Regions from separate parts of the Homo sapiens genome. Here all the other regions are linked to region 3. Evidence: chromatin contacts called from ENCODE Hi-C or POLR2A ChIA-PET data. All regions are on one chromosome and are shown on one strand. The core of a region is the stretch at or near the end of the contact, and the rest is flanking DNA. Distances in the headings are between cores, read along the strand shown.

Region 1 (3,696 bases), core at 706-3,205, 2.3 Mb before region 3:
TGAAGTCTCACTATGCTGCCTAGGCTGGTTCTGAACTCCTGGCTCAAGCGATCCTCCTGCCTAGGCTGCCCAAAGTGTTGGGATTACAGGTGTGAGCTGTTGCACCCAGCCACCATTTACTTCTTAATTCCACCTGCCAGAGAAAGCACTGGCCTGCAACTCTTTCATTTTTGTTAGTAATCTCATTTGGCTCTGCCCTGGTTTTCCCAATGCCCAGGTCCCACTGTGACAAGCAAAATACCCAACAACCTGTAAAGTAGGCCTGACCAATCTGAGGGCAGTTTACATGAGCAGGAGGTAGGCCCAGGAGAGTTCCTGGGTCCTAAGAGTTAACCCTTTAATCATTGGACAATGGAGGTGGCAAGATCGCTTGAGGCTGGAAATTCAAGACCAGCCTGGCCAACACAGGGAGACCCCATCTCTGTATTAAAAAATGAATAGCACGTGCCTGTAATCCCAGCTAGTCGGGAGGCTGAGGCAGGAGAATCGCTTAGAACCCTGGAGGCGGAGGTTGCAGTGAGCTGAGATTGCGCCACTGCACTCCAGCCTGGCGACAGACCAAGCCTCTGTCTCAAAAATAAATAAATAAATAAATAAATAAATAAATAAATAAATAAATAAATAAAAATAAGGCTCGGCGCAGTGGCTTATGCCTGTAATCCCAGAACCTTGGGAGGCCGAGGCAGGTGGATCACCTGAGGTCAGGAGTTCGAGACCAGCCTGGCCAACATGGTGAAACCCCGTCTCTACTAAAAAATACAAAATTTGCCGGTCGTGGTGGCGGGCACCTGTAATCCCAGCTATTCGGGAGGCTGAGGCAGGAGAATTGCTTGAACCCAGGAGGCGGAGGTTGCAGTGAACCGAGATCATGCCACTGCACTCCAGCCTGGGCGACAGAGCAAGACTCCATCTCAAAAAAAAAAAAAAAAAAAAAAAGAAAAGAAAAAATTAAAACTTTTTTTAGAAAGAAAGAAAACCAGCCTGGCCAACATAGTGAAACCCCGTCTCTACTAAAAATACAAAAATTAGCCAGGAATGGTGGCGCACGCCTGTAGGCCCAGCTACTCAGGAAGCTGAGGCAGGAGAATTGCCTGAACCCGGGAGGTGGAGGCTGTGGTGAGATCGCCCCACTGCACTCTAGCCTGGGCAAGCGAGCAAGACTCCGTCTCAAAAAAAAAAGAAAAAGAAAAGAAAACACTTAATCGCTGCCCTAAAGGATGCCATCTTTGCCCTTAAGGATAATTAGGTTAGAAAGAGAAGCCATACATAGAGAAAAATAGAGGTACCATACAGGTCACCTGCAACAGGTGCTAAAAAAAGGAAAGGGCCACAAACACTCCATGGGTAGTGCAGTTATGTCAGTTTCAGTGCCAGGTGTTGCGTACAGCACGGAAAACATAACCCCTTCCTGTACGTGAGAAAGGCAACGACTGTCCTGGGGAAGACAGGGCAGCGAAGATTCCAGTGCAGGTCTCATTCAGGAAAGGATACATGTGAGCTGGAGTGGCAAAATAAATTTTAACAGAGCTGAAGCTTAAGTTGGGCTTGGTGGGGAGGGACGCATGATAAACTAAGGTGTGGGGAGCCGATTTCAGGCAGTGCGACAAATTTGCAGAAATCTAAGCCCCTCGTGGAAGGTTGCCAAGGTGAGGTGACCTTGAGTGAATGCGTGTAGGTGGAAAAAGGTTCCGGGGAATGCTTGCATCGTTCTGCATCCGAGCGTCCAACAGAGAAAAGATCCTGTTTCCAGACAATACCTGCATTTGGTTTTTCTCCAGCTGAGGGACACCGGTAGGGGGGGGGAGGACAGAAACGAGCAGGGGGTGGGGCCAAGGCGAGTGGGCGGGACCGCGCGGACCCTCCCGCGGCCGACTGGAGGCCCGGAGCAGGGGCGGAGTTTCCGGCGGCAGCGCCACTCGGGCGTCGGGTGACGCTAGGCGGACGGACCATCATGTGACACGGAAGTAGCTCCGAACAGGAAGAGGACGAAAAAAATAACCGTCCGCGACGCCGAGACAAACCGGACCCGCAACCACCATGAACAGCAAAGGCAAGGACCGAGGGTGGCAGAGGCCGTCGGGGGGAGTACTGCTGGCCCAGAGCGAGCGGATTCGGAGCCCAGGGTCACCAAACGCCAGGTTTGGGGTGGGCTGCGCCATGCTCCTTGGCCGGCTGCAGTCCAGGGCGCTGCGCCTGACGCCTTCGTCATACCCAAATTACGGCAGCTTGCTGCCTCCAGGCCCTTTCCTCCGTAAACTCTGTGGCGCAGTTTGGAGCTGCGGGCTCGGGTGGTGGGGGGGCTTGACATGATGGGCATCCGCAGGAGCAAATAGAGCGCTAGCGCAGGCATTCGCGTAGGCCAATGGAGAGCCGGCGGAGGCGGGGCGCCGCGCTCCGGAACCCCCAGCGGGGCCGAACTTAACTACTGAATTGCTGGAGTTGGTTCGTGGGCCGGGGCCTGTGAGGTCTCTTTTCCTTCCCTTCGCACCCCCTCGCCCTTCGCTGACGGGATCAGAACTTCTCCCCTTTTCTGTGGTTGTACCAGTGTGTCTGTCGGAACATGATTCCCATAACGCAGGAATAGGTTGAGGGGGTAAAAAAGGAATAGAAAAAAAAAAAAAAAAAAGGCCGAGCGAGGTTGCTCACGCCTGTAATCCCAGCAGTTTGGGAGGTCGAGGCGGGCGGATCACCTGAGGTCAAGAGTTCGAGACCAGCCTGGCCAACGTGGTGAAACCCCGTCTCTATTAAAAAATACAAAAATCAGCTGGGCGTGGTGGCGGGCGCCTGTAATCCCAGCTACTCGGGAGGCTGGGGTAGGAGAATTGCTTGAACCCAGGAGACGGAGGTTGCAGTGAGCCGAGATCGCGCCACTGCACTCCAGCCTGGGCAAAAGAGCGAGACTCCGTCTCAGAACAAACAAAAAACCAAACCTGATCCCCCGCTTTTCCAGTGAGGATATTCCTCCTCACCCCTCAGCCCTGCACCCTTTTCCCAGTCTCACGGTTCACTTCCATCATTCACACCCTTTGTTTGGAAGTCGACCTTGAATAGTAATCTGTAAGGAAAATCAGAACTGCTGTTACCCACGAAGTCTGGGCTGGTTGTAGACAGGCTGTGGAGACTACCTAGAGCAGAGGCACCCTTGATAAGCCAGAACAGCAGCAGGCCAGAACCCCAGACCTGTCCTGCATTCCGGAGGGAACTTGGGCCCAGGTAGACTTAACCCCTTACTTCGGTATGTTAGTAGGAGCAGTGAGCAGTGCCTTTCTTGTCTCGTTAGAATCCAGCACCTTCCATTTTAAGGGTGCAAAGACAATGCATATTTTCTTAGTTCCAGGAATCAGGCCCTCTGGGGCAGACTATTTGCAAATCCCCTTCTGCTTGCTCCCACTAAGTTAGCTACCCGATATGACCTGCCTCATTTTGGTAGCTCTGTGTAGTAGGCAACCTTCATTTTTTTCTTGTCTTTCAGGTCAATATCCAACACAGCCAACCTACCCTGTGCAGCCTCCTGGGAATCCAGTATACCCTCAGACCTTGCATCTTCCTCAGGCTCCACCCTATACCGATGCTCCACCTGCCTACTCAGAGGTGCTTCCAGTTTGCCAGATTTGAACTAGCTGGGAATACTCTTAGGGTGGTCCTTTAGTCCTTAGCTAAATCTGACTTCACATATTTACTCTTCACAAATGCTAA
Region 2 (3,778 bases), core at 11-2,510, 2.1 Mb before region 3:
TTCTTTCTTTCTTTTTTTTTTTTTTTTTTTTTTTGAGACAGAGTTTTGCTCTTATTGCCCAGGCTGGAATGCAATGGTGCGATCTCAGCTCACTGCAACCTCTGCTTCCCAGGTTCAAACAATTCTCCTGCCTCAGCCTCCCAAGTAGCTGGAATTACAGGCGCCTGCCACCATGCCCGGCTAACTTTTTGTATTTTTTGTGGAGATGGGGTTTTGCCATGTTGGCCAGGCTGGTCTCGAACTCCTGATCTCAGGTGATGCACCAGCCTCAGCCTCCCAAAGTGCTGGGATTACAGGCATGAGCCACCACATGTGGCCGGAACCAAAGCATATTTCAAACCCCTCACCTGACCTGGTTTTCATCATCACATGAATTTCCCTGTCTCATCCTTCTTAACCTTTCCTTTGATGGGAAGGGAGACAGCTCATCTGTCTGGAGCGGAGAATAGGGCCTGTGTGGTGCACACACATCTCTGGTAGAAGGCGCAAAAGTCCTCGAGGCTCTTTGGTGTGTCCAGAACTATGAACCTCACCCAGTGCCTGTAAATTGTGTGTGTGGGCCTGGGGGCGAGCTCAGAGCACAGAGTTAACATCCTTTCTGAGAGTGCTGCAATGGGTTGTCGGCTGCTAGAAGGGGTCTGCTGTAAGCTTTGTGGGCAAACTGACCACCCTCCACCCCCATACACAGAAGAGCCCCATCCTACCCTCTGCAGACGTCTGGGTCTGCGATGATTGGCCCTGGATGCAAGTAAAAGCTGTTTCTCCTTTTTGTCAGCCTGGGAATCTGAACAACTGAGGAAATAGGGAAGTCGGTGACAGTCACAGTCATGAACACCCAGCAGATTCCATTTCCCCACAGCAGGAGGCAGATCCCTTCCCACCCCCAAAAGCCCCCAGGCTCTGGAGGGAATTCAACCAAGCAGGGCTCAGACCGACCTCCACCAGCGAGGCTTCTCCTTGCTGTCCCCTTCTGCTCAGGCGCAACGTGGCAGGGCAGGAGGAAACCTCTCTGCAAGAGTTGCCGTACCAGAGCACATGGGGTGGCCCGATCTGGGGAGACGGGGCACAGAAGGAATGCAGGGCATGGGTGGGTGAGGGGAAGAGGGTGTGGAGCCCTGGCTCTGGCTTGTCCCCCTCTCACCCCTCCAAGTTCCAGAGGTCTGGGCTCCTCATTCATCTCGTAAGCGCCAAGGTGGAGGGGGGTCCTACCGAGGGAGGAGCTACAGGCCACCGCGACCAGCAGAGAGCGAAGGCAGGAGGGACCAGCCTGGCCCAGCCCCTTCATTTTACTGTCGGGGGTAGTGAGGAGGAAGAGGAAGAGGCGAAGGCTGGCGGAGGAGGAGGTGAGAGCGAGGACTCGGCAGAAGCGAGATCCGCCGAAGGGAAGTCCGAGCAGTCGGGGAGCTCAGGGGGGCCCTCCCGGGGAGAGGGTCGCGGGCTCCTTCTGCCGCTTACCTGTCGCGCCGAGGCAAAGCCGCAGCCGCGCCGCGGGGTGGCTCCCGGGTTTCCCCACCGGACGGCCGGGAGGGTGGGACCGGGGCGGGACCTCCCCCAGCTGCACTAACGCGCCCGCCCCGCCCCTCCCTGGCCAGGTGCAGCGGGTCCCGCCGTGTCCTCAGCCTGCTGCGGGCCCGGGAACTCCCGGCGGACCGGCAGAGGGGCGCCCCGGCTTCTCTGCGTCTCAGCCCGCCCCGGGGGTGCGGTCTTTGCGGCCAGGCTTTCAGCGCGGAAAAAGATTGGAGGGTCCTAGTCACCCCAAAGAGGACAGGCATTAGCAGAGCCGCGGGCGGCGGGTGCATGGAACCGGAATGTGCTGCGCGCCAGCCTGGAGCGCTCGGAGCCCGGAGGCCTGCCCCGGAGGGGGAAACGCGGCGGGGCGGCCATGGGCCCCGGGGTCCTGCCCCAGGTTTGCTTCTCATTTGTGCTCCATCCAACAAGAGCTCGTATTCCGTGTGCCATGAACTGTGTCAAGGGCTCCAAGTGCCAGGTATCAGGTGAATCCCAGCCCCAGCAAACTTTAAACCTACTATGATTATTCCGAATGTACCGGGGAGGCAGCTGCTCACACAGCAGAGGGTGTTTCTCAAAGTGGGATCCCCCACCAGCAGCGCCAGTCAGAATCACCTGAGAACTTATTAGAAATTTTGGCCGGGCGCGGTGGTTCATGCCTGTAATCCCAGTACTTTGGGAGGCCGAGGCGGGCGGATCACAAGGTTAGGAATTCGAGACCAGCCTGGCCAACATGGTGAAACCCCGTCTCTACTAAAAATACAAGAAATTAGCTGGGCGTAGTGGCGGGCGTCTGTAATCCCAGCTACTCGGGAGGCTGAGGCCGGAGAATCGCTTGAACTCGGGAGGGGGAGGTTGCAGTGAGCCGAGATCACGCCACTGCACTCCAGCCTGGCGACAGAGCGAGATTCCGTATCAAAAAAAAAAAAAAAGAAAAAAAGAAAAGAAAAGAAAAGAAATGGGCCCCACCGCAGACCTAAATATTCCGAAACTCGGGTTGGGCCCGGCGACTTGTGTTTTAAAAGCCCTCCGGGTGATTTTGTGCATGCTCGACCTTGAGAACCCTGAACAATTAGTGGCAGGGCTGGAATGAGAATCCTGGTAAACCCGCCTCCTAAGCCGGTGTTCGGAATTACCCCGCCAGGGCCCGTGCTGCTCAGTGGTCCTCTCCGGCGCTGCCTCGTGTGCTGCAATCTTTTGGGGCCTTAGCAACAGAGAAGGAGCGCGCATGACTCCAAATAGCCAATAATTTGAAAACTTTCTATGGTAGAAACTTCTACCACTAGTTCAGTTTCTCTTTTGTTTTGATATTTAAATAAATTTGTCTTTCTTTCTTTCTGTTTTCTTCCTCTTTCTGCTGCCCCGCCTCCCTCCTTTTTTCTTTTTTCTTTCTTTCTTACTCTCTCTGTCTCTCCTTTCTCTCTCTCTCTTTCCTTCTTTCTCTTTCTTTCCTTCTTTTTCTCTTTCTTTCTCTCTTTCTTTTCTTTTCTTGCTCTACTGCCCAGGCTGGAGTGCAGTGGAGCTATCACGGCTCACTGCAGCCTTGACCTCCGGGTCTCAAGCTGTTCTCCTGCTTCAGCCTCCACAGATGCATGCCACCATGCCCAGCTAACTTTTTTTTGTAGAGAGGGAGTTTCGCCATGTTGCCCAGGTTGGTTTCAAACTCCTGGGCTCAAGCCATCCTGTTGCCTCGGCCTCGCAAAGTGATGGGATTAGAGGCATGAGCCACCGAGTCCAGCCATGAATTTGTATTTCTAAGACCCTAAGACCTGGGAGCAGGAGCATGAGTGAGTAGATCCTAGCAAGAAGTTCTGACACGCACTGGGAAAGGCAGGGAAGCCAGCCGGGTGTTAACAGGTGAATGAAGAAAGTAATCTTTTTTTCTAACCTGAGACTCCAAGGTAGGTTTGATCTATTCAGAAGGTGAGATGTTCTTTGATGGAGTCAGGAGAGAAGGCCAGCAGAGTGTGGAGAAGAAGAGTTGCCCAGCTACACATGATCAGAGTGACGTGAAGGATGGACATTCTCCCAGGAGTAGAAAGGGGTTCATCTGCTCACTCTTGGCATGATGCCCGACTCCCCTAACTCTAAGCAGCCTTCCACCAACTCCCTTCCTTTCACATTCCAGGCCGTGGGCTTTAAGCTCCTAGAGAGACTTTCTACAGAGCTTCCTTGAGCATCCCTTAGCCCATCTGTAGACCCTCTGGACTCTGATTCCACCTCACTGCCCCAGCTGCTTCTATTCTTGTCATGTGCCTTACTTGACAGC
Region 3 (3,369 bases), core at 69-2,568:
ATCATACCGATCTTGCCAGCTCTCCTTCCCTTGATTGTCACCACTCACTCCAATTTCACCCACTTGGAATTCACTCGGCTCTAGGCCCCATCCTCCTCCAGTGTTCCTGGATGACCCCTCATTATCATTTCAAGATTCCTCTGGACCTCCAACCCCGGCTCAGAGTAAGACATCTTTCTTGACCCCTTCTCAGAACACTCATTAGAACCTTTTTTTTTTTTAATGTGGTCTCTCCCTTTCTCTCTCCAAGGTCACAAGATTTCCCTCAGCCCAGTGGTTGTGCAACTTTGGGGGAGGAGGCAATGGGGCTCTAGGACTAAACAATGCGCGTCTGCTCAACACCCAGATCAGTTGATTAATCTTAGGCGGCCAAAATTCACTTTTGCTCTCTTCAGCTGAGAGACCCAAGACTCATGGAAGAGGGAACAAGACCACCAAGGTGCCTAGTCCTTCTAATCCTGTCGTCCCACATTACAGCCTGATTATCAGGCCCCAGAGGTTTCCTCGCCAGTTAAAGAGAGGTTCACTAGAGCGGTTCTAAAAAGGTTTCACAAAAGAAGCAACACCTGAAGGGAGGTGAAGGACGACCTAGGAAAAGGAAGCAAGTTCTGTGTCACGGAGGCCCAAGGGCAAGGGGCTTAGGCTGTGGGTTGAGGGGACTGTCTGAGACGGACTTAAACCTGCACCAGCTCCAGAGCCCTGCGGAAACAGAGATCGGTCCCCTCCGGCGTCTAGGTAAGGCCCACCCTCCCAGACCGCAAAGAGCCAGGATCCGACGGCAGCCTCTCCGGACCAATCACAACCTTCCTTCATCAAGGAGGCGGGGTCGGGGGGGGCTGACTTTTCCTTGTCTCCGCCCCTTTAGTCGAAGTAACCAATCTCAGTGCACCTAGGGGAAGTAATCGCAATGGGAGTAACCAATGACGCCATGAAGCTTCTCGTGCGTGCTTGACCCTGCCTCTCCAGCTGCGACACAGATGGCGCGCGGGCTCTTGGGTTCTGTAGTTTTCTCGCGATCCAAAAGGCTCCGTGCCCAAGTGAGTCCTTACCGCCTCCCTACCCAGCGGCTTCCCCTCCGCTAGTACGCATGTCCACAGCTTCACGGACCGGGAGAGAGGGGGCGCGGAAGGAAGGAGGCGGGACGGTATTACAAACAAAAAAATACGGCCTTCTCGAGAAGCGACGGCGGAGGGCCCGCTCCTCCCAGAAGGCGGTGCAGCCTGCCCGGGCGAGCCACGCACGCAGAGGGTTGTGGGGCGGATAGCTCCCCTCCAGATGGAGGCTCACGAAGTAGGGTGGGCGGGGGACTCCATATCCCAGCGTGCCCCGCGGCGGGCCCTACCGGCCGCGACTCCGGGCTTGGCCCCGGCCCTAGCTCGTCGGCTGTGTATTGGGGCGCGTGGAGGCTGCAGTCACGGTGGCGCCCGCGGGGACGGAGGAGGGAATGAGTGAAGAGGAGCAAGGCTCCGGCACTACCACGGGCTGCGGGCTGCCTAGGTGAGCCGTCTCGTACCGATTCCTTCAGGGCGAAAAGCGTGGGGCCGTGCGGAGGGAGTAGCGGCGCGGCCCCAGCATGCACCTGGCCTGAGGGTTGTTCCCGGCAAGCACTGGGGCAGTGGGCAGTGGTTCCCGGCGTGCACCGGGGCAGTGGCTGCTGCCTCCAGCTCTAAATAGTTTGGGGTTGGCCCGGTTCCCAGACTGCACTGGAACACTGGGCTTTATGCCCCCACATTCAGTGCATTTGGTGGGTACTGGGTTCCTGGCTTGCACTGTGTCAGGGGGTATGCACTTTCAACCTGCATTGGGGCACAGGATCGTGCCCACCTTAACTGAGGCAGGAGCAATGCATTCTTCCCCCCTTGCTTTGGGGTAGTGGGCCCTACTTTTCCAGCCTGCACCTCCACTTGGAACCCAGCCAATGGATGCTAGACTGTCTGGGGTTCCTTGGACCCTATGTCCCCCATAATGTGCCTAGGTCTGGTATGGAAGTGCTTGGCTAGGTGGGTGCAGAGAGGGGAGGTGTGATGTGGGTCTGTGCCCCTTCCCCCAGTATAGAGCAAATGCTGGCCGCCAACCCAGGCAAGACCCCGATCAGCCTTCTGCAGGAGTATGGGACCAGAATAGGGAAGACGCCTGTGTACGACCTTCTCAAAGCCGAGGGCCAAGCCCACCAGCCTAATTTCACCTTCCGGGTCACCGTTGGCGACACCAGCTGCACTGGTGAGGAAGGCTTGGGCAGCCTGGCTGGGGTGTGCATTTGCAGGTCCCCATGGCTTTGTTTCTTGGAGTCTCTCTCTTCACAGTCCTTTTCTCCAAGGCCAGTGAGGGAAGGAGAGATTTCAGGGGAAAAGCTACTGACTGGATTGGGAGAACAGGGCTGTAAGAAGGTGGGTAGGACGTGGGAGAGTTAGAGGAGCGAGCAGGACTCCCACAGTGATCTGGCAGATCCCCATCACCCTAGAGGAAAAGTAAGAGAAGATAACTGAAATCCCAGTGGAGTATTTGGGGGAGTGAGTGCCTGGCGTGCTGGGCTCTGTTCCCGGTGCTTAACCAAATTCCCGTTTAATTTTAAACCTCAGTCTAACCAATGATTGTAGGTGGTAGTATCCGCCCCCCCGACTCCTCCCCCCGCCCGCCCATGTTGAATATGAGGAAACTGAGTGTTTGAGATAGTAAATGGCTGGTGCATGGTCACATGCCTAGTATGTGGCAGAGTGGGGCTTTTACTCCAGAGCCTACCCTCTCTTATTCCAGCTCTCTGTATTTATTGAGGGAAAAGAAAGTGCTTTGCAAAGGAAATTAAAGCATTTGCGCTCAGAAGTCCACCCAAGGCGTTTGAGCTCAGAAGTCCTGCTTGGCATGGCTTAATTCTGGAAGCTAACGGAAAGATAAGGGCTCTTCCTTCCAGCAATTAGTGAAACACTTCCAGTCTTCAGCAGGGGGAGGTTGGTCAGAAGGGGCTTGATTGATTCCCTCTGGCTACGAGGAGAGAGGCTGTGGGATGCTGGTTTCTTTCCCGTCCTTTCAGTGACCTCCAGTATTGCCCATGCCCCCTCTCTCAGGTCAGGGCCCCAGCAAGAAGGCAGCCAAGCACAAGGCAGCTGAGGTGGCCCTCAAACACCTCAAAGGGGGGAGCATGCTGGAGCCGGCCCTGGAGGACAGCAGGTGAGGGAGGAACCGAGGCATCCCAGAAGCCCTTCAAGGAACCCAGGCCCTGCACCACCCACTCTGCCCCGAGGCCTGGCCAGGTGACACTTAGCCACCCTGACCTGGCCTCTTCCTGAGAGTCCCTCTGGACCTGAACAGGGTTTTCCAGGGCTTCTGCTGCTATGAAGAATTCTTGGGGTGGAGGGGTTGGTTAGCCCCATA

The links. A loop is a pair of places that touch in the nucleus more often than their neighbours do. ChIA-PET counts read pairs that join two places held with the same protein, here RNA polymerase II (POLR2A). Pooled maps may share reads with other maps.
Region 1: a pooled map shows a loop between it and region 3 (4-fold over the local background). The contact joins the promoter of DAZAP2 here to the promoter of TARBP2 in region 3. A Hi-C loop is called at or near these places in 2 of 50 pooled maps. POLR2A ChIA-PET finds 5 or more read pairs at or near these places in 2 of 52 experiments (CD4-positive, alpha-beta T cell and activated CD8-positive, alpha-beta memory T cell).
Region 2: a loop to region 3 is called in a map of naive thymus-derived CD4-positive, alpha-beta T cell, with 18 times the contacts of the local background. The contact joins the promoter of GALNT6 here to the promoter of TARBP2 in region 3. A Hi-C loop is called at or near these places in 1 of 168 maps with a recorded cell type or tissue (naive thymus-derived CD4-positive, alpha-beta T cell) and 3 of 50 pooled maps. POLR2A ChIA-PET finds 5 or more read pairs at or near these places in 1 of 52 experiments (BJ).

The regions. Positions count from the first base shown.
Region 1 is chr12:51,236,871-51,240,566 of GRCh38, forward strand. It overlaps DAZAP2 (DAZ associated protein 2), which reads left to right and starts at 1,956. Exons shown (of 4, transcript NM_014764.4): 1 at 1,956-2,050; 2 at 3,473-3,591. The coding sequence starts at 2,038. RefSeq lists enhancers at 1,006-1,643, 1,735-2,029, 1,953-2,202, 2,919-3,555 and a silencer at 1,753-1,862.
Region 2 is chr12:51,390,146-51,393,923 of GRCh38, forward strand. It overlaps GALNT6 (polypeptide N-acetylgalactosaminyltransferase 6), which reads right to left and starts at 1,261. Exons shown (of 12, transcript NM_007210.4): 1 at 1,142-1,261; 2 at 705-792. It also overlaps a transcript of SLC4A8 not described here. RefSeq lists enhancers at 438-1,023, 1,024-1,608, 3,652-3,741 and a silencer at 1,294-1,833.
Region 3 is chr12:53,499,965-53,503,333 of GRCh38, forward strand. It overlaps TARBP2 (TARBP2 subunit of RISC loading complex), which reads left to right and starts at 1,319. Exons shown (of 9, transcript NM_134323.2): 1 at 1,319-1,497; 2 at 2,051-2,220; 3 at 3,063-3,165. The coding sequence starts at 1,445. It also overlaps a transcript of MAP3K12 not described here. RefSeq lists an enhancer at 954-1,253.